Linked DNA regions of Homo sapiens: region 2 is linked to region 1. A link is an interaction called in ENCODE POLR2A ChIA-PET data of the cell type or tissue named here. Cell type or tissue: GM12878. All regions are shown on one strand. Each heading gives the region's core, and the rest is flanking DNA. Links, peaks and the distances in the headings are about the cores only. Region 1 has its middle 9.1 kb from the start of RUFY3. Region 2 overlaps RUFY3 (RUN and FYVE domain containing 3).

Region 1 (15,586 bases), core at 3,845-11,844:
CCCCCGCCGGGCAGTCGGAGCCCGACTCGCCGGTGGCCGCCCCCTTCTTCCTGCTGTACCCCGGCGATGGAGGCGCCGGCTTCGGAGTGCGCCCGCCGCCGCAGCAGCAGCGCTCCTGGAGGACCCCGCCGTCCCCCGGCTCACCGCTGCCCTTCCTGCTGCTGAGCTACCCGAGCGGCGGCGGCGGCAGCAGCGGCAGCGGCAAGCACCGTGAGTGGCGGAGGGGCATGGGGACGCCCGCGGGGAAGGGAGCATTCGGCTGGGGAGGGCCGGCCCGGCCCCCGCGGAGCTCCGCCTCCCGCGGGGTGACCCGAGCCGGGTGGCCGGGAGGCGGGGGCTTTAGGGGCTACCCTCGGGAAGCTGTTCTCCCGAGGCGCCCGGTGAGGAGGCAGCGGGACGACCGCGGTTCGGGCGCCGGATTCTACCTCCGCGTCTCCCCAGGCCGCGGCTCCTGCCTGGCCTGGTCTCTCTCCCGTCTTGGGCTGGGCGCTGGTCTTCGCCGGCCTCCCACGTGCTTGGGCGGGGGCGAGAAGCGGCCTGCCTGCCCCCCTCCACCCGGGGCGCCCTGGCCCTGTCCCGGGTCCCGGGCTGGGAACCTTCCCCGAAGGAGTCTAAGAGGGGGCGGCGCCCGGAGACCCCGTGGCCCCTCTGACCCGCCTTTTTCGGGCTCCCGGCGCCGCGGCAGCTGAGTAGGTGTGGCTGCTGCGCCGCCGCCGCCGCCAGTGCGGCCTTAGTAATACTAGTAACTAATTTTTTACGAGCGTTCCTTCCATGCCGGTAAATATGACAGATCCGTCCCCCGGATTGGAAAGAGAAATCGGAGCGGTGCATGAGAAGACAAGAAGGGAATGTGTGGCTTTGGAAGGCTACCTCCCAGGGTTATATCGGTTGTCGGGAAGAGGCCTCCACTTTTAAAGCCACTGGCACACGCGAGCGCTCTGAATGCAGCTGACCCACACTCCGTGCTGTATTTTTTATTAGTGAACTGTTTACTGTGCTGGCAAACGAGTAGGGCCCTAGAGTCGTCAATGAATATAAGGACTCTTAGAGGAATGTTAAATCTGATTTTCAAATACAAGCTCTTACAGTATGAAAATGTGGCTGACGATACAAGGCATGCTGTAAGCGCCAAATACTTTGCTGTATGAGTTCTGGAAAGGGAGACAGAAACTTGCCTGAAGCGATGAGGGAAGGACCTTTCCCACCATACACCCTATATTTTTAAAGCACAAGTACAAATCTTTTAGCTGCTCTGCCCTGCCAAGAAACCCTGACTCACCTTTTCTGCCCCGATCCATCTCCTAGGAAAAGATAATATTTATTGATTATTTCCTATGTGCATGTGTTGTGATAATCATGGTTAATAAGTTTGTGTGCGCCAAACTGAATGCCACTTTTTCAGATGCGGAAGCTCGATTTATCCCAAGTAACAGCTTAAGAGAAGGAATGCAGTTGACCCAGATTGCTTTTCTGCTAAACCCATGCTCTTTAAATCTAACAAGAGATCCAAAACTGTGATGGTGGGTGACAGGTTAACAGGAAGGGTCTATGTGATTCAGCTGGAGGTTGCCCAGTGTTCACACCTCCTTATTACTTACTGAGTAATAAGTCAGTGGGCAGACACTGACCATTGACTGTCTTAGTGAAGCCATAGTTTGTGTGTTGGAGTGGTCTGCACTAATGTGCAGATGGATTGTCAGCTCATGGCAGAAGTGAGTCTTCCTATACAGAGGAGGCAAAGATAAGAATCTTCTCAAGGAGACTTTGCTTTTGTTTTCTGAGGAATCCTTCTACTTTGTACTTTAAACACCGCCTCTTTTTTTGTTTGCACCAAAAATGTTTTCTTTCTGTGTAATCTACATATTAAGCATGCTACTATAGAAAGAAGACTGTCATTTCTCTGTAACAGTTATGGTACAAGGTTTGATGTAGAGGAACTTTTCAACTATTGAACAGTATCAATTGTGGGAATTACCTGAATTTCAGTTGACTGGACTCCCTCATTGTTAAAGGTTATCTTTATGTTATTAATTATTGTAGAAAATAACAGTATTTTGTTACTCTTATCAGTTAATACTGTTGCTTAAGCATGATCAAGATCGGGACTAGAGGACTTAAAGCTAAAGTTTCATGAGCGTGATCTCAGTCTCTACCTTAGGATACTAGCAAATGTATGGTGTTTTTTTGTTTTTGAGACGGAGTCTCGCTCTGTCGCCCAGGCTGGAGTGCAGTGGCATGACCTCTGCTCACTGCAACCTCCGCCTCCCGATTTCAAACGATTCTCCTGCCTCAGCCTCCTGAGTAGCTGGGATTACAGGCACCTACCATTTTTAGTATTTTTAGTAGAGACGAGGTTTCACCATGTTGGCCAGGCTGTTATCGAACTCCTGACCTCAAATGATCCACTTACCTCAGCCTCCCAAAGTGCTGGGATTACAGGGGTGAGCCGCCGTGCCCAGGCGGTATGGTGTTTTTTGTTACCACGTAAGTTCTAATATTTCCTCATGGTCTTTATTTTTGAAATAGTTTATTGATGTGTATGTGTTCAGAAAAGTTACTGGGAATATATACGTGTCCCACTTCCTCTGCTTTTAAAGATTAGTCACTGAGAACATTTCATATTAGCAAAAAAAAAAAAATCACTATTACATGTTTTATTTAAATATAAAATTGATTCAAAATAGTTTTTTGTTTTGGACTGAGTTTTTGTTTTTACCTGTTACATTTATATGTGCTTTAGAACGTAAGCATACTTACAGAAAGGAACACTCTAGATATGAATAAAAAGTTCCTTGTTACCCTGCAGAGTCAATGGAATATTGCTTTCTGTAATGTATCTGGATATCAGAACTTTGATTCTCTTGACTACTCATTTAAGAAATTAGAGACCAGGCCAGGTGCTGGTGGCTCACACCTGTAATCCCAGCCCTTTGGGAGACTAAGGTGAAGGATCACTTGAGTCCAGAAGTTCAGGGCTGCAGTAAGCTGTGACTGCACCATTGCACTCCTGCCTGAGCAACAGAACGAAACCCTGTTTTTAAAAAAATAAAAATAAAATACATGAACACTTGAGACCAAACAGTTTTTGTTTTTTTATTTTGTGTTTTTGAGACAGTCTCACTCTGTGCTCAGGCTAGAGTGCAGCAGTACAATCTGGGCTGACTGCAACCTCTTCCTTCCAGGTTCAAGAGATTCTCCTGCCTCAGCCTCCCAAGTAGTTGGGATTACAGGTGCGCACCACCACCCCAGCTATTTTTTTTTTTGTATTTTAGTAGAGACCATGTTGGCCAGGCTGCTCTCGAACTAGACTCAAGTGATCCACCCTCCTCGGCCTCACAAGTGATGGGATTACAGGTGTAAGCCACCACACCTGGCCCCAAACAGTTTTTAAAAGACTTCTTAATTACGAGAATGGTACATGGACTCAACCTCAATGCCTAGTGAATATTACGATGACTGGCATCTGCCTCTTTAGCAACCCAATTTTTAACTCTCAGTAATGTATTTGCTAAAAGTATATAAAATATTATAGCTTTGAAAGACTGTGTATTAAGGTGGTATTATCTTTTTATTTTAGAAATCTTGAGTGTACTTAGAGGTTTTAAAAATTAAATTTTACATTTGAGTTCAGAAGCTCTGTTTTTAAATAACAGTGCTGAAGAATAGCAAAAATGTGTGAGACTGGAACGGTGGCTCAAGCCTGCAATCCCAGCACTTTGGGAGGCCTAGGCAGGAGTATCACTTGAGCCCAGGAATTGGAGACCAGCCTGTACATAAGCAGACTCTGTCTCTACAAAAAAAAAATTTTTTAAATTAAAAATAAGTTAGCTGGGTATGGTGGCACATGCCTCTGGTGCCAACTACTCAGGAGTCTGAGGTGGGAGGATGGCATGAGTCTGGGAAGTTGAGGATGCAGTGAGTCGTGATCACACCACTGTATTCCAGTCATGGTAATAGAGCGAGATGCTGTTTCAAAAAAAAGTTTGTAAATAGAAGGTAGCCTAAACTTTTCAGGGTTTGTCACATGAATTGTTTTGTTCCAAAATCTTGCAGGATATAATATCCATGAAATCAATCTGCTTCAATGCAGTGTGAAAGGAGACTTCTGATGTGCCTTGTTGAGGATTATGTCTCTTTCTGAGTCTTTGAGTGCTGGTAATCTGCTAGGTTTTTATACTTCTAACTTTAAATCTCATAAAACTCTCTGCCATGCCTTTTAAAATTTGATTTTATAAATGTACAAGTAATACATGAATCTATGCTCATTGTTTAAATGTTTCATAATACATAAGTACAGTTACAAAGTGAACTTTCCTCTTTGTGGACCTCCAGCACCCTCTCCCCGGTTCCTTATTGGAGGATGCCCACTTTTGAGTTTGGGGAGTTTTCATCCTGAACTTTTTCATGCATTTACAGACATGTATGTTTTTATATTTCGTGGTGGCTTTATCCTCTTGGTGTATGTATGACCTTCCATGCCAGTTTCTCAGCAACTACAATTTGTAAGGAGGATCTGCTTGCAGGCCATGGTGTAATACTTTTAATGCTTTCCTTTTCCATCCTGCCGTTAGAGATCGTCTTGTGAATGGACAGGATAGACAAAAGATGGCTTCCCTTTAGTGTTGGTTGGAAGAGTCACCCTGCTGTTTGCACAGTTAACAGCTTCTATTTAGTTATTCTTTTCTCCTTCCAACTCCCACAACTACGGCAAACATTGTTCAAGGCAATGCTATGCAAATAGCCCACATCCTTGCCCTTGTCTTTTCTCTCCCAGTTAAGGCAGTGTCCAAAAAAGTGTCCCACTCACCAAGTAGCAGCTTTCTGTATTTTTAAGTGCTGTTTTGAGATAGGAGGAAGGCTAGAAGAGGAATAGAAGAAAAAGAATCTTGAAAAGGACTGGCAGCGTTACTATGACTACCCACTACAAAGTTGAGTATACTTAACAGCGAGTGCCATGATTAAGCCCCGGATAGTGCAGAGAATGAGGTACCTAGAAGCCTTTGTCTCTGACAGATGCACTTGAAAAATCCATTGTATGGGGAAGGAGGTTCGAAATATACATGTAAACCCAGGAATTAGTGTTTAAGGGGAGAAAATTTATGCTTGCAGTTTCATTAACATATATACACACACAAGTATACAGATATGTATATATCATATATATTGCATGCATGCATGTATGTATGTGTAGATTGTATATGTGTTTGTGTAAAATATATATATTTTAGTTTTTCCTCTGTGGACATTTCTGTTATTGTCTCTCTTCTTTTTTAATTGTTTAGTAGTACTCTAGAAAACAGTAAAGGTCGGGTGCGGTGGCTCACGCCTGTAATCCCATCACTTTGGGAGGCCAAGGCAGGCGGATCACCTGAGGTCGGGAGTTCGAGACCAACCTGACCAACATGGAGAAACCCTGTCTCTACTAAAAATACAAAATTAGCTGGGCATGGTGACGCACACCTGTGATCCCAGCTACTCAGGAGTTTGAGGCAGGAGAATCACTTGAACCCGGGAGGTAGAGGTTGTGGTGAGCCGAGATTGCGCCATTGTACTCCAGCCTGGGCAACAAGAGTGAAACTCCATCTCAAAAAACAAAAAAAAAGAAAAAGAAAACAGTATACCTGGTCAGGAATTGAACACATGTTTTTTGTTTTATTTATTAAAATTTTTAATTTATATAAAGAGATATGTCAATGGGCCAGGCATGGTGGCTCATGCCTGTAATCCCAGCACTTTGGGAGGCCAAGGCAGGCGGATCACTTGAGGTCAGGAGTTCAAGACCAGCCTGGCCAACATGGTGAAACCCCGTCTCTACTAAAAATACAAAAAAATTAGCCAGGTATGGTAGTGCACGCCTGTAATCCCAGCTACTGGGGAAGCTGAGGCAGGAGAACCGCTTGAACCCAGGAGGCAGAGGTTACAGTGAGCCAAGATCCGCCACTACACTCCAGCCTGGGCCACAGAGCAAGACTCCGTCTGGAAAAAAAAAAAAAAAAAAAAAAAAAAAGAAGTATGTCAAAGAAGAGCCAAAGTGAAAATAAACAATTTTTTTAAAAAAGAGATGAGGTCTCACTGTGTTGCCCAGGCTGGTCTTGGACTCCTGGGCTCAGGTGATCCTCCTGCCTCGGCCTTCCAAAGTGCTGGGATTACAGGCATGAACCACCATGTCCGGCCTCAAGCACGTGTTAATCAGTTCACCTGCTGTATGCTTCTTTAAACTTTGAAAAGGCAAAAGTACTTTATTGTGTTTTGTAAACATAGAGGCGTCTGCCCAGGCTGGAACATATGAGGGAAATGGTCAAACTTTCAGAACCCCAAAAGATTGGGCATGGTTACCTTCATACTAGTAGTTTTGGAAACAGCAGAGTGATGTGTGACTTTTTAAAACACAGATTTTCGGTATTTTCAATGTAGATCAGTGTCCTCATTTACCATTCTGTGATTCATAAATCTGTTAGCCCTCTGCTCTTTTCCAACCCTGTTAAGAAGGCAGAGAGCCATTTTCTGATCCATTAAGTGCCTTTTGTCAAATAGTAGATAAAAAGCACCCACCCACATACAAACCTCAGAAATGTAGCATCTTTCCAAGGATGTGTAACTGCCAGAGATCTGGAGTTTAGGTGTTCAGTGTCTTGGTGCAGTTGGCTCCTTCCACACACAGCTGACATGACCTTGGACCTCCTGAGCTACTGAGGGACAGGTAGCTGGGTCATGCCCCCGTTTCCTTCCTCACGACTAAACACTCTGCTTGCCTTCCTGATTCTGCCTTTGTGAGCAGGGCTCCCTGAACTCTCACAGTTTGTCTTCCCAGCCAATTCTCCCCTTCTTTTCTGCCACCACCTTTTTGTTGCACCTATTCTTCTGGCCTGGCATTATCAAAAAGTCAAATCACGCTTTTTATTGACAGAACAACAATTTCAGAATATCAGATGTAATCTTTGAGTCTTTCTTTGGTTGCTCCCCTTCTGATAATCATAGACTCATTCTTTGTAGACAGAGTTTTCTTTTTTCTTCCCATCTTAGTTTTATTCTGGACACTAGAGAGTCCTAAAAGGCTCTTCATTATATAACAATTTTTTTTTGTAGTTCTGAAACCCAAACAATTACCAATAAAAGATGTGACTGTAAGATAATACTACTACTAGTGGCCACCATTTGTGGGATATTTTTGTGTGCCGTGCAGAGAGCTAGAAACTTCACATGTAATAGTACTTAGCACTTTTTTGAACTGAAGCCAGGGAATGAATTCATATTCCTCAATAGTCAGCCTTCAAAGCGCATGTTCTTAATCACTGTACGTTCCCTCACCACCAAGGTCTTAAAGAAGCTGGTTTGAGTGGAGAGCAGTAAAGGTTGCTGGGTAGGAGGGATAGCAGAGGAAAGGTGGCAAAGAAAGCAACTTTGGGGACTAAAAGACAAGTATTGGCCTCAAAACATATTCACTTGACTATATTCTGTCTTGTATCTTTTCCCTTTTTTAAAATTTTTCATAGAAATCTACATGTTTAAGAGGTAGGATTTTATCAAGAAGCTAAGAGACCATATTTTTCTAGTATGGGCTATAGATAGTAAAAAGTCTAGATGTATGATGATGGAAGTGTAGCAGAATAAACTGGATGAAATAATTTTTTTGTTGGCAATATTTTTCAAAATTCCTTAAATAATTAAAAGAACTAACTAAAAAATGGGCTGCCCCTTTATCATTGCACAATAGGCAACCTGTAGCCAACATAAATAAAAGTAGAATCCCATTTTTGATGAATTTTACAGGACATCACACCTATTACATGTCTACTCAATCCTTACTAATTTTGAAACACACTCCCTACTTTGTGAAGTGGCTCAGGTTATGAGCTGTAGAATTTGTTGTGGGAAGTCAGTAGCACACCGTAAGCATTAAAAAATTGGTTTGAAATTGTGTGAAAGGAAATTTTTTTTTGTTTTGTTTGCTTTTTTGAGATGGAGTTTCACTTTTGTTGCCCAGTTTGGAGTGCGATGGGGCAATCTTGCCTCACAGCAACCTCTGCTTCCCGGGTTTAGCTGATTCTCCTGCCTCAGTCTCCTGAGTAGCAGGGACTATGGGCATGCACCACCACACCCACCTAATTTTTGTATTTTAGTAGAGACGGGGTTTTGCCATGTTGGCCAGGCTGGTCTTGAATTCCTGACCTCAAGGGATCCGCCCGCCCCAACCTCCCAAAGTGTTGGGATTACAGGCGTGAGCCACCATGCCTGGCCAGGAAATGTTTTTAGAGTTACAAAGCAAAGCAGTGGTACTTGAGAAGGTAAGTAGCAATATGGCCATGCCCCCTACTGTATTTGAATAATTGTGAAAAGGTTCATAGTCTCCCTAAAACTTCTCAAGGCTGCTGGCCAAGGTGGCATTCCCTCTCTTTGCAAAGCCTTTTTTATCTGACATGCTCCCTACCGACCGGACAAGATACTCAGCTTTGTCAGAGGGAGTGGTGGGGCGGGGGTGGGAAAGTTTGGAAGAAAGGTGTGGGAACCTTATGATGTGTAGGAAAGGAGAGCCTGGCAGGCCAAGACAGCAAAAAGCAGGTGGAAAGCTGAAGTCGTTGTAGCATGTCGCCTTTTAGAGTGTGATTCTTCTAACTTCAGAGTCTGTTTAGGGACTCTCCACAGACATTTATCTACTTCTGCTGTCTTTTTTATGAACTTAGGAAATCTGATCACTTGAGGTGAGAATGCTTGGTAAAATTCTGACCCATCTCTCTTCCTTCCTCAAAATCTGAGAGATACCACTGTAACCCTCTGCTCACATCTCCTTTTTACTTTCCTTTGCCTCTGTCCCATAAACGTTTATCCTTACTGACTTTCATTTTATGTGTTGATAGGGTTTTTCCAGAACTCTCAAAGGAGAAGCACTTATCATAGTGCAGTTATGGTGACATTTACTTACTGCTTACTTTGTGCCAAGTGCCATGCTAAGCATTTAACTCCGAAATGGTTAATATTATTATCCCCATTTTGTTAATGTAGAAATGGGCACAGAGAAGTAACTTGCCAAGGTTACTCAGCAGCTAGGTGGTGGACCTAGGATTCACTGTGAGCATGCTGACTCCAGAGTCCACATGCTATGTCACACTCTTTCATCACCTCCCGTAACTGGAATCAGGTCCTAGATTAGAGGCACGTCTTCAGGCAACCAGCCCTCTGGTTCCATATTCTACTCACTAATGCCCTATTTACTAAAAATGAGTAAATTAATGAAACTCAAGAGTCACCAATCTGATAGAAAAAATGGTTGTATATGTAAAAAACGCTGAATAGGTCCATTTATAACAGACATTAAGACTTTCCTAAACACCTAAAATTGTCTGTTTCTTGTCTATTGCCTTGTTCTTTCTTCTGCATCCCTAGCATATGGGAGGTACCCTGTACATGTTGAGTGAATGAATCTGTTATGTACATGTAATGAAGCCAGTGTTAGACTGACCTGTTTGTTGGGGCATAAATATGGTTTGATTTTATAGAATTTGGGGGTTTTCACAATTGAAGTGAAACATGAGGGTGGAAAAATGCCATTGCAAGGCTATATACATATCTATACCAGCAAGTATCTATTGAGAGTCTGGTATTTGGTAGGTACTATTTTGAGTAGATACGTAAGAGGTATGCAAAATGCATATTTCTTTGGTGGAGCTTCTGGTCTTTGTGGAGCTAGTTATTTAGTTTCATTTTACAACTGAGTAAATTGAGGCAAGAGGAGGATAAATTTCCCAAGGTCACCTACTAAGTTTTTGATAGCTTTACGTCTGTGTAAATTATTGCCTACAGCCACTGAGCCATGAAATCAGTTTTACTTTTCAGGGTAGAGGTTATTTTTAATCTTATGCTGGTTAATTTTAACAAGTGAAAAGATGATGCATTATAATACTCCTGGTAGTGTTTGTTTCTAACAAAGTAATGATAAATCAACTTTCTGAGTATATCAGTTTATAGTTGTTGTCAACTTTGGTTAATATCTATAAAGTGACACTGAGCCTATGAAGTGTATAAACTTAAAATTGAAGAAATCTTGGAATCAGAGGTAGACATAATAGATTGTGGTTCTGGGAAAGGAGGTGGGAGGGTGTACTGGAGCATGTGAAATAATCATGATCATTGAGTTGAATAATCATATAATTTAACAGAAACATCTGGGCTTTCCACCAATGTCATCATGATGATGATTCATCAAAGATACCCTTTCATGGCTGGATGCGGTGGCTCATGCCTGTAATCCCCCAGCACTTTGGGAGGCCGAGGCACGTGGATCTCTCGAGGTCAGGAGTTCAAGACCAGGCTGGCCAACATGGCGAAACCCTGTCTCTACTAAAAAAACAAAAGTTAGCCAGGTCCGGTGGTGTGTGCCCATAATCCCAGCTACTTGGGAGTCTGAGGCAGTGAGGCAGAAGAATCGCTTGAACCCGGGAGGCAGAGGTTGCAGTGAGCCGAGATCGTGCCACTGCACCCTAACCCGGGTGAGAGTAACACTATCTCCAAAAAAAAAAAAAAAAAAAAAAAAAGCTACCCTTTCATGCTAACAGCAACTAGTGAAATAGGGGGAAAATGAGATTTTTCTTCTTAAATTATGAAACTGTGATTCAGGAAGCTGCCAAACAGAACTTTGTGAGCTTTACAAATTTAGTTGCACAACTTGACAAATTTTAGGAAGAAGTTTCTATTCTGCATTATGAAAATCAGAAATAACCCAGATGCCTACCAACATGAAAATGAATCAGAAGACCAGGCACAGTGGCCAATGCCTGTAATCCCAGCACTTTGGGAGGCCAAGGCGGGCAGATCACGAGGTCAGGAGATCAAGACCATCCTGGCTAACCTGGTGAAACCCCATCTGTACTAAAAATATAAAAAATTAGCCAGGCATGAATGGCATACACCTGTAGTCCCAGCTACTTGGGAGGCTGAGGCAGGAGAATCACTTGAACCCGGCAGGTGGAGGTTGCAATGAGCCGAGATCGTGCCACTGCACTCCAGCCTGGGTGACAGAGTGAGACTCCATCTCAAAAAAAAAAAAGAAAATAAATCAGAATGTGTTTTTGTTATTGTTTTTTTGAGACGGAGTCTCTCTCTCTTGCCCAGGCTGGAGTGTGGTGGCATGACGTCGGCTCACTGTAACCTCCGCCTCCTGGCTTCAAGCAATTCTCCTGCTTCAGTCCCCTGAGTAGCTGGGATTACAGGCACGTACCACATTGCCTGGCTAATTTTTGTATTTTTACTAGAGACGGGGTTTCACCATGTTGGCCAGGCAGGACTTGATCTCCTGACCTCAAGTGGTCCACCTGCCTCAGCCTCCCGAAGTGCTGGGATTACAGACGTGAGCCGCCGCGCCCTGCCGAATCAGAAATTTTTTGTACATGCATTGGAACACTACCTTGTAATACAGCAGCCAAAAGGATAAACTACATATGCACACTACGGTTTGGATGAATCTTAGAAAATACAGCATTGAAGGCCAGGTGCGGTGGCTCATGCCTGTAATTCCAGCACTTTAGGAGGCCGAGATGGGCAGATCACCTGAGTTCAGGAATTCAAGACCAGCCTGGCCAAGATGGTGAAACCCCATCTCTACTAAAAATACAAAAATTAGCTGGGCATGGTGGCAGGTGCCTGTAATCCCAGCTACTCGGGAGTCTGAGACAGGAGAATTGCTTGAACCTGGGAGGGGACAGGTTGCAGTGAGCCAAGATCATGCCACTGCACTCCAGCCTGTATGACAAGAACAAAACTCTGTCTCAAAAAAAAAAAAAAAAGAAAAGAAAAGAAAAAATACGCATTGAGTGAAAGGCTTAGAAAGTTTTATAGAGCATGAAACACTTTCTATAAGAAAGTTGAAAAAAACTGAAACTAAACATATTGCTTAGACCTTCATATATTTGTGACAATATTTTTGAAATAAGATAATGATTTACACGAAATTCAGAAGGTTACCTTGAAATGAGAGGCAGGAGTTTAGAAGCAAGAAGGAGCACATAAGTACATATGTTGGTCCATTTCTCCAGTTGAGCAAGGGTTTCAGGGATATTGGTTATATTCTTTAAGGACTTAAAATTATACATTAAGTTTGCTATTTTTAAAAAGCGTACAATGCATCATTTTAGAAAGTGATTCCCCCCTTCATTTATCTTTTTCTATTTTGGAATTTATCAGGTGTTCTTAATGTGTCCAACTAGTATGTAAATGTGGAGGGAACTCAGAGACAGAGTGGTAGTAGGGTGAACCAAGTACATAGTGGAAGCATTTTATCTACCCTTTGTGAGCCCATGACAGAAAAGTCCATACTGGGTTCTCAGTTTGTCAGAATGTGCCCACTTACTAAAAGCCTGAACTTAATATGTAAGTTGGGGGGCCTAGAGGAAGGTATGGGTTGTGCAGCATTAAGGTGTAAAGTATGGAGGCTGATAAAAAAAATTTCTTCAAATCTTAAATTTGTTGAAACTCATCTTTAGGAAATTTCATGAAGAGACTTTGCGTGTGTGTGTGTGTGTTTGTGTGTGTGTGTTTTAAATGTCTTTTTATTTTCTCTGAATAAAATTTAACATCCGGGGATGAGGAAGAGTTAGGATAGAGTGCTGAAGTTGCAGAGTGTAGAAGGAACATGGACTTTGGAGGTATCTAGACAGAAGTAGCTTGGAGTAACAGATCTGCTACTCGCTAATTGTGTGATTCTGGGCCAGTTACGTGGCTGAACTTTGGTTTCATTGTGTATAAAGAGAAGGTATCAATCTCTGTTTTGCAGTGCTTTTGTGAAGACTTGACATGGTATTTTTTTTTTTTTTTTTTTTTTTTTTTGAGACAGAGTCTTACACTGTTGCCCAGGCTGGAGTGCAGTGGCGCGATCTTGGCTTACTGCAACCTCCGCCTCCCGGGTTCACGCCATTCTCCTGCCTCAGCCTCCTGAGTAGCTGGGATTACAGGCACCCACCACCATGCCCAGCTAATTTTTTTGTATTTTTAGTAGAGACGGGGTTTCACCGTGTTAGCCAGGATGGTCTCAATCTCCTGACCTCGTGATCTACCTGCCTCGGCCTCCCAAAGTGCTGGGATTACAGGCGTGAGCCACCGCACCCAGCCCTTTACATGGCATTTGTAAAGCACCTAACAGAAAATAGAAATTTAATAAATGATAGCTATTTTAGGTAATTTTTCCACAATATATAACAGAGACATTGAGCCTGTCAAGTTAACCTTTGTCTTATAGTAGCAGCCGAGTACAAATATCCTTTAAGAGGAATGTAACTTCTGACTTTGAAGTGTGACTCTTATTTGCTTTGAATCCATCATAATGTGGAAAATACAGACTGTTTAAGCAGCTAGAACGTAGTATTTTTTGGATCTTCATTTTGGATTTGAACTTCACACAGGCCTATTCTTTTAGGGCCACAGACTGAACTCCCACCCGCCTCACAACCATCTTACAAATAGGTGCCATTACTCACAAATGGGATCAAATGAGAAAATAGTTCAATACAGCTCATACAGTAATTACTCTGTATGTGAGAAAAAAAATCAAGGTTTGAATATCTTACTGATGGCTTAACTTTAACTTCATATTCAAAGCTAAGATGTTTACTTAGTAAAGACCAAAATGTAAAAACGGTACTAAGCAATATCTAAAATCTTTTTTTTTTTTCTTTGAGACGGAGTTTCACAGGCTGGAGTGCAGTGGTGCAATCTCACCTCACTGCAACCCCCGCCTCCCAGGTTCAAGCGATTCTCCTGCCTCAGCCTCCAGAGTAGCAGATTACAGGCATGTGCCACCACGCCCAGCTAATTTTGTATTTTTAGTAAAGATGGCGTTTCTCCATGTTGGTCAGGCTGGTCTTGAACTCCCGACTTCAGGTGACCCGCCTGCCTCAGCCTCCCACAGTACTGGGATGACAGGCATGAGCCACCGTGCCCGGCCGTAGAATTGTTTTTATAAGTTTCTACAAATAGCACTGTTTTCATAGTAACTTCTTTGCCTGTGAACAATGGATAACTGTTCGTGCTGAAGACTCAATGGTGTTTACCTAAAGAACAGCGTAGAAGTACAGTTTTTCTTGCCCACCCCCGGGTCTTATTTCTGAAATGGCTGCCAACACCTCAAACTGGTAGATCTGGGAAATTCAAGGATACCAATACAGGCATGTTTTTCTTTCCTTGCCAAAAACTTTAGTTGTTTTGGGCTTGCCTCTCTGTGTCCTCTACCTGGAGAGAGGCAGGGTGGGATGGATCTTCCGAAGGAATGTTAATCAAGTTTCTTGCTCACTAACCTTGATGTTCCTGTTGTGTTGGTATGTTGCAATCAATCTAGATCTGTTCAAGTTAGTAAATGCTTACTGGGGTGAAGAGATTGTTGTGGTTTGTGACAAGGCCAAATTCAGGTTTTGGACCCCAGACAATCACATGGCATTCGGATTTATTCATGTATTCCTTGTTCTGTTTTAAGAACATATCAGTGATCTAGAGTTTTGATATCACACATACAGATAGCTAGGGCTGTTTGGAGTTGTGGTTCCAGGAATGTCCCATGTAATTTGAAGGTTTTAATGACTACTTACTATGTTTTGAAGTATTGCATGATATAAAGTGAATCTATAAACTGTCCCCTTATTAATATATAATATGGGAATATTTTTGGCTAGAAAGGAATTGAACTGAATTAAATGAGAATGTGTTAAATGAAGGCTTGTGTTCAGTATTTGGATATGAAAATTCTGTTTCCTGGAAAAGGTGTTTCTGTCTTACTGCTGCGTGCCTAGTGCCTGGATCACTACCTGGCATGTGGAGCACCTCTTAGTGAATATCTGTTGAATGAATGAATGAATGAATGGCTCTGAGTCTAGATGTAGGGTAATGATGAGAGAGAATGAGATAGAAATAAAACCAGGAGTATTTTGCTTTCCTTAGTAACTTACTGATTTTCCCCAATTATAAATAAGCCTATATATATGCCTTCTTACATTGTACCAGTATACCCTCCTTCTTTTTTTTATTTTGAGACAGGGTAGAGTGCAGTGGTATGATCTCGGCTCACTGCAGCCTCTGCCTCCTGGCCTCACGTGATTCTTCCACCTCAGTCTCCCAAGTAGCTAGGACCACATGTGCGCGCAACCATACCTTGCTAATTTTTGTTTTTGTAGAGATGGAGTTTTGCCATGTTGCCCAGGCTGGTTTCAAACTCCTGAGCTCAAGCCATTCACCTGCCTCAGCCTCCCAAAGTGCTGGGATTACAGGCACATGCCACCACATCTGACTAATTTTTGTATTTTTAGTAGAGATGAGGTTTCACCATGTTGGCCAGGCTGGTCTCGAACTCCTGACCTCAGGTGATTTGCCCGCCTTGGCCTCCCAAAGTGCTGGTATTATAGGCATGAGCCACCGCGCCCAGCCATCCGCCCTGTCTTCGTAACAATATGAAAATGCCAGTTTCTCTACAGAATTTGATTATTAGCATTTTTTTCTTTCAGTTCAGTCTCAAATTATGATGAAGCATTTGAGATTTTAACAATATTCAAGGAGAATTTTTTTAGTTTTCAGAAATTAGGTAAATCAAGATGTCCCTCTGATAACAATCCCT
Region 2 (15,586 bases), core at 3,328-11,327, 93 kb after region 1:
GGGCGTGGTGGCTTACGCCTGTAATCCCAGCACTTTGGGAGGCCAAGGTGGGCAGACTACCTGGGTCGGGAGTTCAAGACCATCCTGGCCAACATGGTGAAACCCTGTCTCTACTAAAATACAAAAATTAGCCATCAATGGTGGGCGCCTGTAATCCCAGCTACTCAGGGGCTGAGGCAGGAGACTCGCTTGAAACCAGGAGGCAGAGGCTGCAGTGAGCCGAGATCATGCCACTGCACTCCAGCCTGGGCGACAGAGCAAGACTCCGTCTCAAAAAAAAAAAAAAAAAGAGAAAAGAAAAAAGAAATGCAGTTTGAAACTTTACATCTGTCCTGCCAAGTAGAAAATTCCTTGAGTTGAACAGGCTATAGAGATGGTGGCACTGGGCCGGGTGCGATGGCTCACGCCTGTACTCCCAGCACTTTGGGAGGCCGAGACGGGTGGATAATTTGAGGTCAGGACTTCGAGACCAGCCTGGCCAACGTGGTGAAACCCCATCTCTACTAAAAATACAAAAATTAGCTGGGCATGGTGGCGTGTGCCTGTAATCCCAGCTACTCTGGAGGCTGAGGCACAAGAATCACTTGAATCCAAGTGGATCACTTAAGGTGAAGAGTTCGAGACCAGCCTGGCCAACATGGTGAAACCTCGTCTCTAGTAAAAATACAAAAATAAGCCAGGCACGGTGATGCACGCCTATAATCCCAGCTACTCAGGAGGCTGAGACACAAGAATCGCTTGAACCCGGGAGGCAGAGGCTGCAGTGAGACGAGATGGCACCAGTGCACTCCAGCCTGGGCGACAGAGCGAGACTCTGTCTCCAAAAAGAAAGAAAAATATTGTGGCACTGGGGCATCAACTTGATTGAACGTCCAGAGGATTATAGTCTGCTGTATATGGCCATCCTTGGTTTTACCAGTTTTTCAGAGCTCAGTCTGGGGAAAAGAAAAAAAAAATTATACTTCCCCTAAGAAGTAACTGATATCTGGAGCCAACTTTGCAAGTAAGTAGAATACATTCTGAATTTTATTTGAATCTCAAGAATTAAAATATTACTTTGAAAATCATTTGTCACAAACTGTCAGAATAATTAAGAAACTACTTAGAGCAAAGAATGAGGAAACATAGCTTGAAAGTTAGATCCCTTCCCTAATAAAAAAAGCTACTTAGCTTTATACCCAAACTAAGGCATTGCAGAAGAAAATATTTGCAATATCATTATTTAGCATTCTGAATAATTAATAAATTGGGCTGTTTTCTTTTGGCAGGATGGGAAGCACAAAATGCAAGAGGAAAATGTTAAACTAAAAAAGCCCCTGGAAGAAAGCCACAGGTGTTTGTTAATCAAGTATTAACTAAGATGTAAAGTTATTCTGGGGTGGTGGGAAGGAGGGAGTTCTTTATATACATTGGCATTGACACCGACCAGACACTGACTTATAATATTAATATGCCAGGAAGACATTTGAAGTGGAAGTTAATAATAAAACGTATAACATGTATTAAACCAAACCCATTAGGCCATTTCAGAGGAAAGAAGGATGATCAGGCTGTCCTCTCTTCCCTGATTAATTCCCAAGCTCAGATTATCACTTAAGAGGTTATTTCCCACCTTTACTGAATTGGTATCCCAGGAAAATAAAGTATAAGTCATACATAGCATTTCTTAACTTCTTAAATATATTTGAGTATGACTTGTTTCTACCTCTGTGCTAAATTTCAAATAAGTGGCTGGGCGCAGTGGCTCACGCCTGTAATCCCAGTACTTTGGGAGGCCGAGGCAGGTGGATCACCTGAGATTAGAAGTTCGAGACCAGCCTGCCAACATGGTGAAACCCGGTCTCTACTAACGATACAAAATTAGTCGGGTCTGGTGGTACCTGCCTGTAATCCCAACTACTTGGGAGGCCGAGGCAGGAGAATCACTTGAACTCAGGAGGCAGAGGTTGCAGTGAGCCAAGATAGCGCCACTGCACTCCAGCCTGGGCAATACAGTGAGACTCTGTCTCAAATAAAAAAAAAAGTTCAAATAAGTACTCTGATTTCTCTTATGTCTCATCTCTCATTTTTCCTTTATCTTGAGAATCTCAAACAGCTTAACTTCATTCCTTTATCCTAACTCTGTCTGATTTGCTCATGATGAAGAGCATAGGATAGTTTCAAGGAAGCTGACTTTTTATAGTTATTTTAGCAGGTTAGAAATATAATTAAATATTACATAGTGCCACTGCATTAAAAAGTGAAGGAGGTCCAGTTACATGACATTCTGGAAAAGACAAAACTATGGAGACAAAAAAAAAAAAAAAAAATCAGTGGTTGCCAGTGGTAAGAGAAGGAAGGAACGAACCGGTGGAGCACAGAGGATTTTTAGGGCAGTGGACTACTCTGTATGATACTATGATGGTGGATACATGTCATTATACATTTGACCACACTATAGACTAGACACCACCAAGAGTGAACCTTAATGTAAACTATAGACTCTGGGTGATGATGTTGTGTCAGTGTAGGCTCATCAGTTGTAACAAATGTACCACTCTGGTGCAGCATGTTGACAAAGAGGCCAGGGATGGGGCAGGAAGCATGTGGGAAGTCTCTGTACTTTCTACTCAATTTGACTGTGAACCTAACTGCTCTAAACATAAAGGTCTACTTTAAAAGGTGGAGGAAGAGGTTAGTGATGAGGAATGATACCACAGTGAGGTTTTGAGAGAACTATACAGCTGTCCCTAGCCAGGCTTCGTCACCTTAAGAATGAGGTAGTGTGTCATCTGGAGCAAAAGTAGCTGCTGGAGAAGAGAAAACACACAGTCCAATAGTAAGCTAATTATGCAGGTGCTTGGCCTAAATGTCCCTTTCTGGCCTTGCTCCCAAAGAGCATGGTTTGATCCAGAGCTAACTTTAAACTATCACCCATCTCACATTACAGAATGGCATAAGCAAAGAGAAGGGAACTAGAAGGGCCATAAAATTAACCTGGGCTTCCAGGTGCCTTTCAGGGTCAGCCTCGTTCCAAACTAAAATCAAATCATTTACTTGAGCAACCAGGAGTGTCTTAAATGCCAACTTCTGATTTAGGTCCTGAGAATATGGAACAGTGCTTCCTTATATCTGAATTGTGCTCTGCAACTTAGAATTTGTTTCACATTTATTATCTCCTTATGATTCAGTATTCCTTACAAAAGTACCTAATGCAACTTTACAGATGAGAAAACTGAGAAGCAGAGAGGCTGGGTGACTTATCCAAGTTGCCTCTGTTTATCATGTCTACTGTTTTTAAGTCCTTTGGCTCTGCACTACCTATTAGCAACTTCCAGGACTTATTCTGGCCATAGCTGCAATCGTTAGACATACCAGGCTTCCTGGGATTATGATGGCAAGGAACATCGGAAAACCTGGTCACCCCATGGTGTATGTCTGGTGGTCACACTGCTACTCAAGTGAAAAGAATAAGAACCATTGCAATCTGTAGTGCATTTTCCCTGTAACCGAGAGCGGGCTTTGCTTCACCTCTCATTTAGGCTCTAGTCCATGCTGGAACATCGGAGTTAGCTCAGCTTAGTCCCTCATGAAGAAATATTTCAACCTGAATGGGTTTTCTGGTGACAGTCTCATTCATTTCCCCTTCTTGGGTTAATTTGCTAAAGCTCACATCTTAAGAATATTTGGGACTGATACACAACATGTGATAATGGATAATGGATAGATTTCCATAATATCAAATAGAAAAAAAGCTACTAAAATATATGGCCAGTGAACCATTGGAGTTTTACACATTGGGAAACATAAATGCTAACTATTTTGATAGCAAAAAGGAATGTAAAATATAACTTCAAATCTATTTTTAAATGGGAACCCTTATATAATAAGTCAAGGGTCAGATTCTAGTGATTCATTTTAAGAAGCAAAGTTTCCTCTCCTTGGAGGTCAAAATTAATAATTATGTTGTTCTAAGTAATATAAAAGACCTACAGTATTTCTTGTTTGAAAAAAATGTTTGTATTCTGAGCTTTTTATTGAAATGATATAAATGAAAATACATGAAGTTCCTATTTGTCACAATTTTTTACTTCTCCATTGTAGGCTGCAACCCCACCCTATGGATGAACAGGTAACAGAGCCTCCTGTTTCAAAACATCTTGTATGAATTATGAAGTTGGTTGTACCGTGCCTAGCCAGCAAATAAGGTAGCATGGGCGGAAGATGAGTGAATACAGTGTGCCATCCTTCTAACAATACCCTGAACAAATATGTATTGCCTGAAGCTCACACAGGAAGTAGCACAGCTTTGAGCAGTTTACTAAGTAAACATCAGTTCTCACCTATTTTAAATTATCCCTGACATAAGATCTAGGAGAGCTCACTTTATGTCCCTTTCCTCTAGTTTTTCCTTACATAAAATGGAGAGAAAAAAGATGTTTTGATCACTTAGAAATAAGCTAACATAAATGATTGTAAAACACTTTGTTAATCTAATAGTATATGATAAGCCCATGAGAAAGACAGTGAATGCTACTGTGTCTGAGTCACCCTGTCATTTACCTCTTAGGTTATAAAATAAAATAAGTCCTACTGCTTTCCTTTTTTTTTTTTTAAATGGAGATAAGGTCTTACTCACATTGCCCAAGCTGGGGTGCAGTGGACGATCTCAGCTCACTGAAGCCTCAACTTCCCGAGCTTAGGCAGTCCTCCCACTTCTGCCTCCCGAGTAGCTAGGGCTGCAGAGATTAGGTTTCACCGTGTTGCCCAGGCTGGTCTCAAACTCCTGGGCTCAAGTGATCTTCCCGCCTTGGCCTCCCAAAGTGCTGGGATTACAGGTGTGAGCTTCCATGCCCTATGCTTGCCATTCTTTTTTTCCTTTTTTTTTTGAGACAGAGTCTCACTCTGTCACCCAGGGTGGAGTGTTGTGGCACAATCTCAGCTCACTGCAACCTCCGCCTCCCAGGTTCAAGTGATTCCCCTGCCTCAGCCTCCCGAGTAGCTGGGATTACAGGCGCCCACCACCATGTCCAACTTTTTTTTTTTTTAATATATATATTTTTGGTAGAGATGGAGTTTTGCCATGTTGGCCAGGCTGGTCTTGAACTCCTGACCTCAAGTGATCTACCTGCCTTGGCCTCCCAAAGTGCTGGCATTACAGGCGTGAGCCACCAGGCCCAGTCCCCAGTGCTTTCCATTCTTGATGGTAGAGTGAACAAGAGGAATGGGATAGTGTTAAAACTTTTTACTCTATACTTGCATGTGTTTGAATTTTCTTTTTAGAAATCATGTTATTATAAAAATTAAGAGCTGGAAGCATAATGATAGGATTATCCGAGTTGTATTATGGTGGTAGGACTACCTATTTATAATTGGTTTAGTTTCCAGATAGTCTATAGTGTGATTATATTAATATTGTAGGTAAAAAATGCATATTCTGAAAGTACTAATATTTCTGGCACTAAGAAAAACTAACCAGCTCCCTGTGTGGTTTAGGATCAGCTGCTGCTCTCTGAAAAGCCACAGTTGTGTCAGCTATGCCAGGAAGACGGCAGCCTAACAAAGGTAACTGTGATGAGAAACGGACAGGCTTTTCATAGGGATGTCTACAGCAGCCCCCAGTCCCTCCCCAGGAGTAACAGGGACTTTCCCGCATAGAGTGCAGAGTGCATGCAGAGTGCTGGGAGTGGGGTGAAAAGCAAAAGGGGCAAGCATTTACTGGGTACCTGTTTTTTCAGTCATAATAATTCATGTCAGAAAATTCCCATTAAAATAAACATAAATAGCCAGGCGCGGTGACTCACGCCTGTAATCCCAGCATTTTGGGAGGCCGAGGCGGGCCGATCACAAGGTCAGGAGTTCAAGACCAGCCTGATCAACATGGTAAAACCCCGTCTGTACTAAAAATACAAAAAAAAAAAAAAAAAAAAATAGCCGGGCGTGGTGGCCTGTAATCCCAGCTACTCAGGTTGCTGAGGCAGGAGAATCGCTTGAACCCGGGAGGCGGAGGTTGCAGTGAGCCAAGATCACACCATTGCACTCCAGCCTGGGCAACAGAGCGAGACTCTGTCTAAAAATAAGTAAATAAATAAACAAACAAAAATAATTATGTAATAAAGCAAATAAGCAGATAGAAATGTATAAGTAAATATTGAGTGCCTGCTGTGTAGAATGTGCTGGAGAAAGAGTAATGAACAAAGTAGACCAAGTCTCTGTTCTTGTCAAGCTTATGTCCTTCATAGCTGTCATTTTATAGATGAAGAACGTTGAACATCTAATGCTAACTACATTTCCCAAAATTAAGTCATAAGTGATGAAGCCCAGCTTCCAACCTAGCTTTCGCTCCAAAGTCCACAGTCCTTTCAGCACTTTATCCTGCTCAGAACAGGATATGAGCTCTCCCTGCTAGACCACTTGTTTTCCACCCGATCCTCAAGGGTGCCTGCCTGAGCATCTTCCCAGTTTGTTATCCTAGAGTAGGCAGAGTTAAGGAAGTATTCAGAAAGAATGAGTGCCCTTGATAGCTGGAACTGTGTCTTGTTCACAGAATCCCCCAGCATCTAATATGGTACCCAATCCATAGTAGATCCTCAAGAAAAGTTATGTACAAATGAGTGTATGAAACACATGCTTGGAAGAGATACAGGAAACAGGCTCAAATTCTGGATCACAACCTGCATAGCACCATCTGTGATCATGCAAAATTTTAATAAATTATAATATGACCTAGTCTTAAATTCACAGAATCAGATAACAAATGAACTGCCCTTATAGAACTGGAAGTTACAATTATAGAAATATGTTACAAAGTAGAACAAACTGTTAATTCTGGCTTTCCTCTTCTAAGCCATGCAATATTAGCTTCTGTATGTCAGACAAAAATTCTTCTTAGGCTTTCAGATAAAAGCAACCCCCTACTCCTCTCAACCTCAGGAAGATGAATTATTTGGGATGAAGGTAGCACTTCATGGGAGAAATTATTCTTTACAGCTTTTTATATAGGACCCTTGGAGCTTTGTGTATACCACCCTATCACAGCCTTACTGCTGACATTGCTATAGTGACTTCTTGCTCTCTGTGCTTGACCATTAAAGATGCAAAACATTTAGGAAAACAAAATAATTTCCCTATGAACAAGATGCAGGAAGCTGTGCTCCTGCTGCATTGATAACCCAGTGGATGTGCTTACAGAGCACCAGAGACCACAGGAAAGCATAAAGCACATCAGTGTATTTATTAGGAATTATACTTTCAGTTCATACTCTGGACATTTTTAAATCTTAGCCTGTTCACTCAATCCATTGCTCTTTCACTGCCTTATTTGGAGTATGCGCAGGTACTTGCAAACTAATTTTAAAACTAACCTACCTCAAAGTGAGTATGGGGAACAGATGTGTGAAGGATATTCTAAAGATAAGTGACTTGTATGTTACCTGTTTTTATTTTTAACTCTATGGCACTGCTTCTTTTCATTTAAATCTAAAAACTAGACGGTGAACTTTTTTGTAGATTGGGCCTGTGTTCAGATACTACCTGGCACATAGTAAACATTCAGTCATTGTTTGATTAGGCATTGAGCATTTGCCATATTTGGCTTTTTATATCCCATGAATCCTTATGCCTTGCTCATCTTCTATTCCCCGCCTAACCTCCTCTTCTCATAGAATGTGTGTAAGAACTGCAGCGGAACCTTCTGTGATGCCTGTTCAACAAATGAACTGCCTCTTCCTTCAAGTATCAAGCTTGAGCGAGTTTGCAATCCCTGTCACAAGCATCTGATGAAGCAATATTCTACCAGCCCATCATAAGACTGGAGGCCAAGACCTGGACCAAAACGTTTATGCAGGCTCCTCTGTACCTGTGTTTTAGCTGTCAGGATCTCATAGAGCCCAGTTCTTAGAGTCAACTAAAGAGTTGATAGGAATTTACTAGGTCCAGGGAGAAAAGGCAGTGGTTGGGGTTACTGGAAATTTTGCTCATTTTCTCTAATGACTGTATGAATAAAAGTGAACTTACTTGAGCCTTTCTCTTCTAAATCTAAACAACCTGATATTGAAGGTTTGCTTTATAGCATATCTTTGGAAAGGCAACTCATTTTTATGATTAGTGATACTGGGGTGGATTTAATAGGAGAGAGAATCCAGGCAGATAAGAATAAAAAGGAAAATGATCATCTCCTTCTATAGCATTTGCAGATTCAAGGGGGAGAGGTAGATGCTGAGATCAAAATGACAGTTGTTACTTATTTTTCCAGGTGCTGTTAGTATAAACATTGTTTCCTCTTCACCCCTGCTAACTACCTCTTTAAAGTATTTCTACCAAACTGTGAACCCAATCTCAGGGAAAAGAAATTAAAAAGTAATATAAATTCTGCATATATTAAAAACAATATTGTAATATGTTATAATTTCAGGACCAGAATTTTCTGGTCTTTACCTACAAGGGTTTTCATTATCAAAAAAAAGAACATTTGTTTTTCTACTTTATGACTTCAAAGTAAATAACTGCCCTTTTCAGAATCTCCTTCCACAAAACAAGCCAACTCTTCCCCATTCCCTCCATCTTCCTTTCCAAGTCATAATGGAAATTGTAAGGAGTTTTAAAAATAGGGTTTGGCTTTTGCAAATAGAAGATATTGATTAAAGCAAAGTCAAATATAGAGTAAAATAAGTTTAATTTGTTTTCTTAAGACAGGGTCTTGCTCTGTTGCACAAGCTGGAGGGCAGTAGTGCAATCACAGCTCACTGAATCCCTGTTCTCCCGGGCCTCAAGCAATCTTCCCACCTTAGCCTCCCAAGTAGCTGGGACTGGCTTTTTTTTTTTTTTTTTGGCCGGGGAGGGGGTCTCATTGGTTGCTCAGCCTGGTCTCAAACTCCTGGGCTTAAGCAGTCCTCCCACCTTGACTTCCACAGTGCCGAGATTACAGGCATGAGCCACCACACCTGGCCAAGTTTAATTTGTTCATGGCTGAGAACAGTTAGCTCGGAATACTTACATTGTTTTTTGAATAAGGAATTCCTTATTCTGAGTGAGTCACGAATGAGAGCTGATAGATGCTTTCTTGAAAAGGGCAATACAGTCATCCCTTGGTATCCATGGGGGATTGGTTCCAGGAACCCAACTTGATATCAGAATCCATGGGTGCTCAAGTCCCATTATAGAGAATGGGTTATATGGTATTTGCATATAACCTACATACATCCTCCTGTGTACTTTAAATCATCTGAAGATGATTACTTATACCTAATAAAATACCTACACATCACTTCATTTGCATGGATTCAACATAGTGCTTGGTGTTCAGTAAATTCAAGTTTTGCTTTTTTGGAACTTTGTGGAATTTTTCTTTTTCTGAATATTTTTGATTGGCAGTTGGTTGAAGCCATGGATGCAGAACCCATGGATATGGAGGGCTGACTGTACTTACTTACATATCTATCTATCTTTGAGTAACAAACTCTTTGGGGGAAAAGAGGGAAGTGTATTGAGCAAGAGAAGGCAAAAAACATTACATAATATTTTGATTCTGTTACGTGTGTCTATAGATTGTTTCATTCTAATCAAGACCTAAGAAGGTATGATTCTGTGACTGATTTAGAATTCTGGGGTGGAAATATCCTGGAACCATGTTTTTTAATAAATTCTGTCTCTTGGAAAGAGTTAACAACAGCCTGGGAAAGAGTTGTTATTCCAAAAGTCAGCCTGTTACTTGGTGAAGCTGAAGTTTAAGAGTTCTGGGGAAAAATAAAATCTAGTAATTCCAGCCTAGTTTGTTGATTGATGATTGTCTTTTTTTTTACCCTAAATAACAACATTTCTTTTTTGAATCTTCACTCTCATTTTTTGGCCACCTACATGAGCTAGCACTCTTTTAGGTGCTATACATGATGTGGGGCACAAAAATGGACTACAGGAGTGTTGCCCTAAATTAGAAAGTTATTTTATAACTAATTTTAAATTAATTTGAAAAGATCTTTGTAACACAATATAAGGAGGAACAGTCACTTGATACTTTACTTAGAATTACACATAAATATTAGCCTTAAAAAAATTTAGGCTGGGCGCGGTGGCTCACATCTGTAATCCCAGCACTTTGGGAGGCCAAGGCAGGCAGATCACGTGAGGTCAGGAGTTCGAGACCAACCCGGCCAATGTGGTGAAGCCCCATCTCCACTAAAATAAATTAACTAACTAACTAAATAAATAAGTAAATGCAAAAATTAGCCAGGTGTGGTGGTGTGCACCTGTAATCCCAGCTACTGGGGAGGCTGAAACAGGAGAATCATTTGAACCCAGGACGGAGGTTGCAGTGAGCCGAGATCACACCACTGCACTTCTGCCTGGGCAACAGAGTGAGATTCCATCTCAAAAAAAAAAAAAAAATTTACAACGTCCCAAAGATCTTTAGTTACAGTGCAGCCTCCCATAAAAGCAAGGAGACCAAGTCATGAATACCTTGACTTAATGGTATGCCTATCTGTCTTCCTTTACAATTGTGCTTTTCACCATTTACAATAGTATAAACTGAACCAAAGAGGCAAAGACTTGTACATTGAAAACTTCAAAATGTTGCCATACAAAATGAAGACATAAAAGTATGTTTTTCACCAGGCACGGTGGCCCGCACCTGTAATCCCAGCACTTTGGGAGGCCAAGAAAAAAAAGTATCATATTTTCATGGAGTCAAAGACTTAATAAATATTGTTAAGATGTCAATACTACCCAGAGTAATCTACAGATTCAATAGTCCCTATGAAAATCCCAACATTTCTGCAGAAATAGAAAAATCAATCCTAAAATTCATACAGAATGTCAAGAGACCCCCCCCCCCGATACTCAAAATAATCTTGAAAAAGAACAAAGTTGGAAGTCTTCACTTACTGATCTCAAAATTTAACACAAAACTACAGTAACCAACAGTATGGTACTGGCATAAAAATTAGCATATAAACCAATGGAATAGAATAAAGAGCCTAGAAGTAAATCTTTACACATATAGTCAGATTTTTGACAGGGGTGCCAAGACCATTCAGTGGAGAAAATAGGGTCCTTTCAACAAATGGTGTTGGGAAAACTGGATATCTACATACAAAAAAAAGTTGGACCCTTACACCATATACAAATATTAACTTAAAATCCATCAAGAACTAGCTCCATCCACTAAGGTTGGAAGAAAAAAGAGAGCTAGAATCATTAAACTCTTTAAAAAAGAAGAAAAAGAATTATTGGCCCCGTGTGGTGGTGCATGCCTGCAATCCCAGCACTTTGGGAGGCCGAGGCAGGTGTATCACCTGAGGTCAGGAGTTGGAGACCAGCCTGGCCAACATGGTGAAACCCCGTCTCTACTAAAAATACAAAAATTAGCCAGGTGTGGTGGTGGGCACCTGTAATCCCAGCTACTCAGGCGGCTGAGGCAGGAGAATTGCGTGAATGTGGGAGGCGGAGGTTGTAGTGAGCCGCGATTGCGCTATTGTACTCCAGCCTGAGCGACGGAGCAAGAAAAGACAGAAAAAAGCAGCCTGTCTTTTTTTTCAATCTCAAAAAGAAAAAAAAAAATGGAAAAGCTTCATGACATTGGATTTAGCAGTAATTTCCTGGGTATGACCAAAAGCACAGGCAACAAAAGGAAAAACAGATTGGACTTCAGCAAAATTAAAAATTTGTGCATCAAGGGACACTATCAGCAGAATGAAAAGGCAACCCAAGGAATGGGCGAAAACATTTGCAAATAAATCCTGCAACAATAAAAAGCCTGAAAAAAATGAGCAAAGTACTTGAATAGACACTTCTTGCAAAAAGATATAGAAATGTCCAATAAGTACAGAAAAGCTCAACATCAGTAATCACTGGGGAAGTGTACAAATCAAAACCACAATGAGATACCACTTTATAAACCTATTAAGGTGGCTATTATCAAAAAAGCAGAACAAGTGTTGACAAGGACATAGAGAAGCTGGAACCCATGTATACAGTTGGTGGGAATGTAAAATGGTACAGCAGTATGGTGATTTCTTAAAAAAGAAAAAAAAACAATTAGCATATATAATCCAGCAAATCCATTTCTGGGTATATACCCCAAAGAATTCAAAGCAGGAACTTATACAGATACTTGTACACCAGTGTTTACAGCCCTATTATTCAAAATAGCTGAAAGGTAGAGACAACCCAGGTATCCATCAATGGATGAATGGGTAAACAAAATTTGGTATATGCATACGATTGAATATTATTCAGCTTTAAGAACAAATTCTGACACATGCTACAACATAGATGAAACTTAAGGACATGATAAGTGAAATAAGCCAGTCATACATAGGACAAATATTGTATGACTCCATTTACACTAAGTACCTAGAATAGTCAAAGCATAAAGTAAAATGATGGTTCCCAGGGGCTTAAGGAAGAGCAGAATGGGGAGTCAGTGTTTAATAGGTACAGTTTGTGTTGGAGGAAGATGAAAAATTCTGGTGACAGATGGTGGTAATGGTTGCACAGCAATGTGAATGCACTTAATGCCACAGAAATGTACGCTTACAAATGGTTAAAACAGCAAGTTTTATGTATATTTTACTAGTTTAAAAAAAATTGTGTTTTCCGGAAGGATTCAGAAAGTAATTACAATTATGTGTGTCTATTTGGGTTATTACACAGGCATATATCTCTGTTCACTGAGAGGGCCTAGCAGCAGACATGCCAGCAGCAACGGGTACATCCAATGCCCAGATCTTGTTTTCTAATACCATTCTCCAAGAAAAGGAATCAGGGCTCCCTAGAGAAATGGCTGATTCTGGGTCTAGGGCATCTTGTAGTGCCAGAAAGTAAAGAAGTGTTCCACAAACAAGGATGTAGGCATGTGAAAGGGACACAGGAGCCAACTGATAGAATGCCCAATGGCCAAAGATGAAACAAATCTCAGCAACAAAGTAAATAATGCACCTTAGGATTATAACCCAAAGGATAAAGTAAGTACCCATGAGTCCATGTGTGTATATGACCTGATGGAGCGGTAGCATCTCTCCTATACAGAAAAAGCCCAAATAATTATGTAGATACCCCCCGCCCCTCACCACTTCAAGGAGATAGAGCTTAACTCTCCACCTTTCGAGTATGGATTGTGCTTAGTAACTTGCTTTAAGAGTACAATATGTAAAGAAGAAAAAAAATTTATAGTAACCTGGCAAACACTATCTTGGCCAGGTGATCAAAATTTGTATTAATATAATGAGTGATAAGCCCTATTAAAAATATGCACCCTTGATGTGATGAAAATGCCCCTTTGTGGTCTTCCTCCTAAGACCAGAAGGAAAACAATCAGAAAACCTCACCTTACGAACATTCTACAAAACCAGCTAGTACCCCTTAACACTGTCATGGTCATCAAAAACAAGTCTGGGATCCTTCTGTAGTTCATAAGCGTGACGACTGGGCTTTCACACTTCTGTGTGAGATGTGCCTCCTTCACACCTTGTTACATCAGGACATTACCCATCTGACGTGAAAAAAGTTAAAAAGGTTGGGAATCTGAAGTCATTAAAAACAAAAACATCTGAGGTGGTTAAAGAGACATAACTGAATGTAATTGTGGGATCCTGGAATGAAAATAATATTTGGAAAAAAACTAAAGATCTGAACTGTGGGATTTAGTTAATAGTAATGTATCAAATTTGGTTCCTTAGTTGTGACAAATATCCTGCAGTAATGTAGGATACTAACAATAGGTATACAGGTGGGTGAGGCGTATACAGGAACTCTGTACTCTTTTTGCAATGTCTCTGTAGATCTAAAACTTTGTTTTTTTTTTGAGATGGAGTGTCACTCTGTCGCCCAGGCTGGAGTGCAATGGCGCAATCTCGGCTCACTGCAACCTCTGCCTCCCGGGTTCGAGCAATTCTCCTGCCTCAGCCTCCTTAGTAGCTAGGATTACAGGCACGCATCACCATGCCCGGCTAATTTTTTGTATTTTTAGTAGAGATGGGGTGTCACCATGTTGGTCAGGGTGGTCTCAAACTCCTGACCTCATGATCCGCCCGACTCAGCCTCCCAAAGTGCTGGGATTACAGGTACGAGCCACCACACCCAGTGATCTAAAACTACTCTAAAATAAAGTTTATATATTAAAAAATTGTGCTTTCATACTCAAAGCAAGTATAGGTCTAACCCTATAGAACCTGACTGAACTCATCCCTAAATGCAGTTTGAGTTCTTACTTATTTCCAAATAGACTCCAAGTTTTGCAAGGTTGATAAGCAGATCGGAACTATGACAAAGTCCTTAGTTCATTCACTATAAGTCAAGTTATAAAAACATATGATGAAACTCTTAAAGGACATTTAACCATTCTGTGAAAGGAGGTTCTCCATTACAGCCTCATTTCAGCTTTGTTCACCAAAAAATGGGGGCGGTTTTTAAATAATTATATTTCAGTAGTTTAGTGGTCCTGTTTTGATTTACAGTAAAACTTCCTTCAAATTAACTTAGCCTAATATATTACCCAAAAAGTTATCCCAAGTCAAATCTTAATAATTCTTAGACAATAGCTGGTTTGGGAACTGTCATCGATGACAGGTCTCCCATGCTGGGAACAGATTAATTTTGATGTTAACACACTACTTTGGTATAAAGATTCTTGTAAGCATGCCAGTCAATATACCAAATCAGAAACCACGTATCTGACAAGCACAATTTCTACACCTAGAATAAGTGGCACAAACTTTAGTCAGTGAATTATCTTGAAATGTAAAATTAATTTAAAAATAGAACCAGTAGGCCAGGTGCAGTGGCTCACACCTGTAATCCCAGTACTTTGGCAGGCCGAGGCAGGCAGATCACTTGAGGCCAGGAGTTCGAGGCCAGTCATGTAGTGAAACCCCATCTTTACTAAAAGTACAAAAATTGGCTTGGCGTGGTGGCACATGCCTGTAATACCAGCTACTCGGGAGGCTGAGATAGGAGAATCGCTTGAACCCAGGAGGCAGAGGTTGCAGTGAGCCAAGATTGCGCTATTGCACTCCGACCTGGGCGACAGAGTGAGACCCTATATTTAAAAAAAAAAAAAATCCAGCAAGCGGTTGTAAGCATCACTGAGGATATCAGATCCCTAAGACTTAATTAAGCATGGAAAAGAAGAGGTAACTCAGGCTTCCAAAGGGCAAGGGCAAGTACAGTGAAAAAGCTGTACAAGTCTCCAGAAAGCAGTAATGACTTAGCATTCTGGATGCTGCTTTATGGCACAAAAGTATCATTCATGGAGTGAGCTGGTGGAAGGTAAAGTTAAGAAAAAATAAAGTATCATTCATATTCAATTACAACATCTATCACAAATACTATGTTCTTCTAGCATAACATTGCTCGTATTCCGCAATTTATTTTTGTCTTGCTGTTACCCAGGCTGGAGTGCAGTGGTGTAACCTGTGTGATCTCAGCTTCCACTTCCCAGGCTCCAGTGATACTCCCACCTCAGCCTCCTGAGTAGCTGGAACTACAGGCGTGAGCCACCATGGCTAGCTAGTTTTTGTATTTTTGGTAGAGATGGGTTTCACCATGTTGCCCAGGCTGGTCTCAAACTTCTAAGCTCAGGTGATCCACCTGCCCCGGCCTCCCAAAGTGC

What was found. Peaks named below come from ENCODE experiments on the same cell type or tissue, not always from the same donor. Only the 100,000 strongest peaks of a DNase experiment are listed, where the experiment ranks them.
Region 2: POLR2A ChIA-PET joins it to region 1 with 5 read pairs; 3 of 35 experiments call an interaction of 5 or more read pairs at or near these places.

The regions. Positions count from the first base shown.
Region 1 is chr4:70,705,085-70,720,670 of GRCh38, forward strand. It overlaps a transcript of RUFY3 not described here. Among named protein-coding and RNA genes, the nearest start is that of RUFY3, 9.1 kb to the right of the region's middle. RefSeq lists a silencer at 1-667 and an enhancer at 297-828. In GM12878, for the core only: no CTCF peak of the experiment used is centred there; a DNase peak (open chromatin) is centred at 8,777; H3K4me3 peaks cover 2,228 bases; H3K27ac peaks cover 2,604 bases.
Region 2 is chr4:70,798,873-70,814,458 of GRCh38, forward strand. It overlaps RUFY3 (RUN and FYVE domain containing 3), which reads left to right. Exons shown (of 18, transcript NM_001037442.4): 15 at 1,269-1,333; 16 at 4,084-4,111; 17 at 5,476-5,544; 18 at 7,644-9,747. The coding sequence ends at 7,787. LOC124900900 (small nucleolar RNA U13) reads left to right here and starts at 13,374; the gene lies at 13,374-13,474. In GM12878, for the core only: no CTCF peak of the experiment used is centred there; no DNase peak of the experiment used is centred there.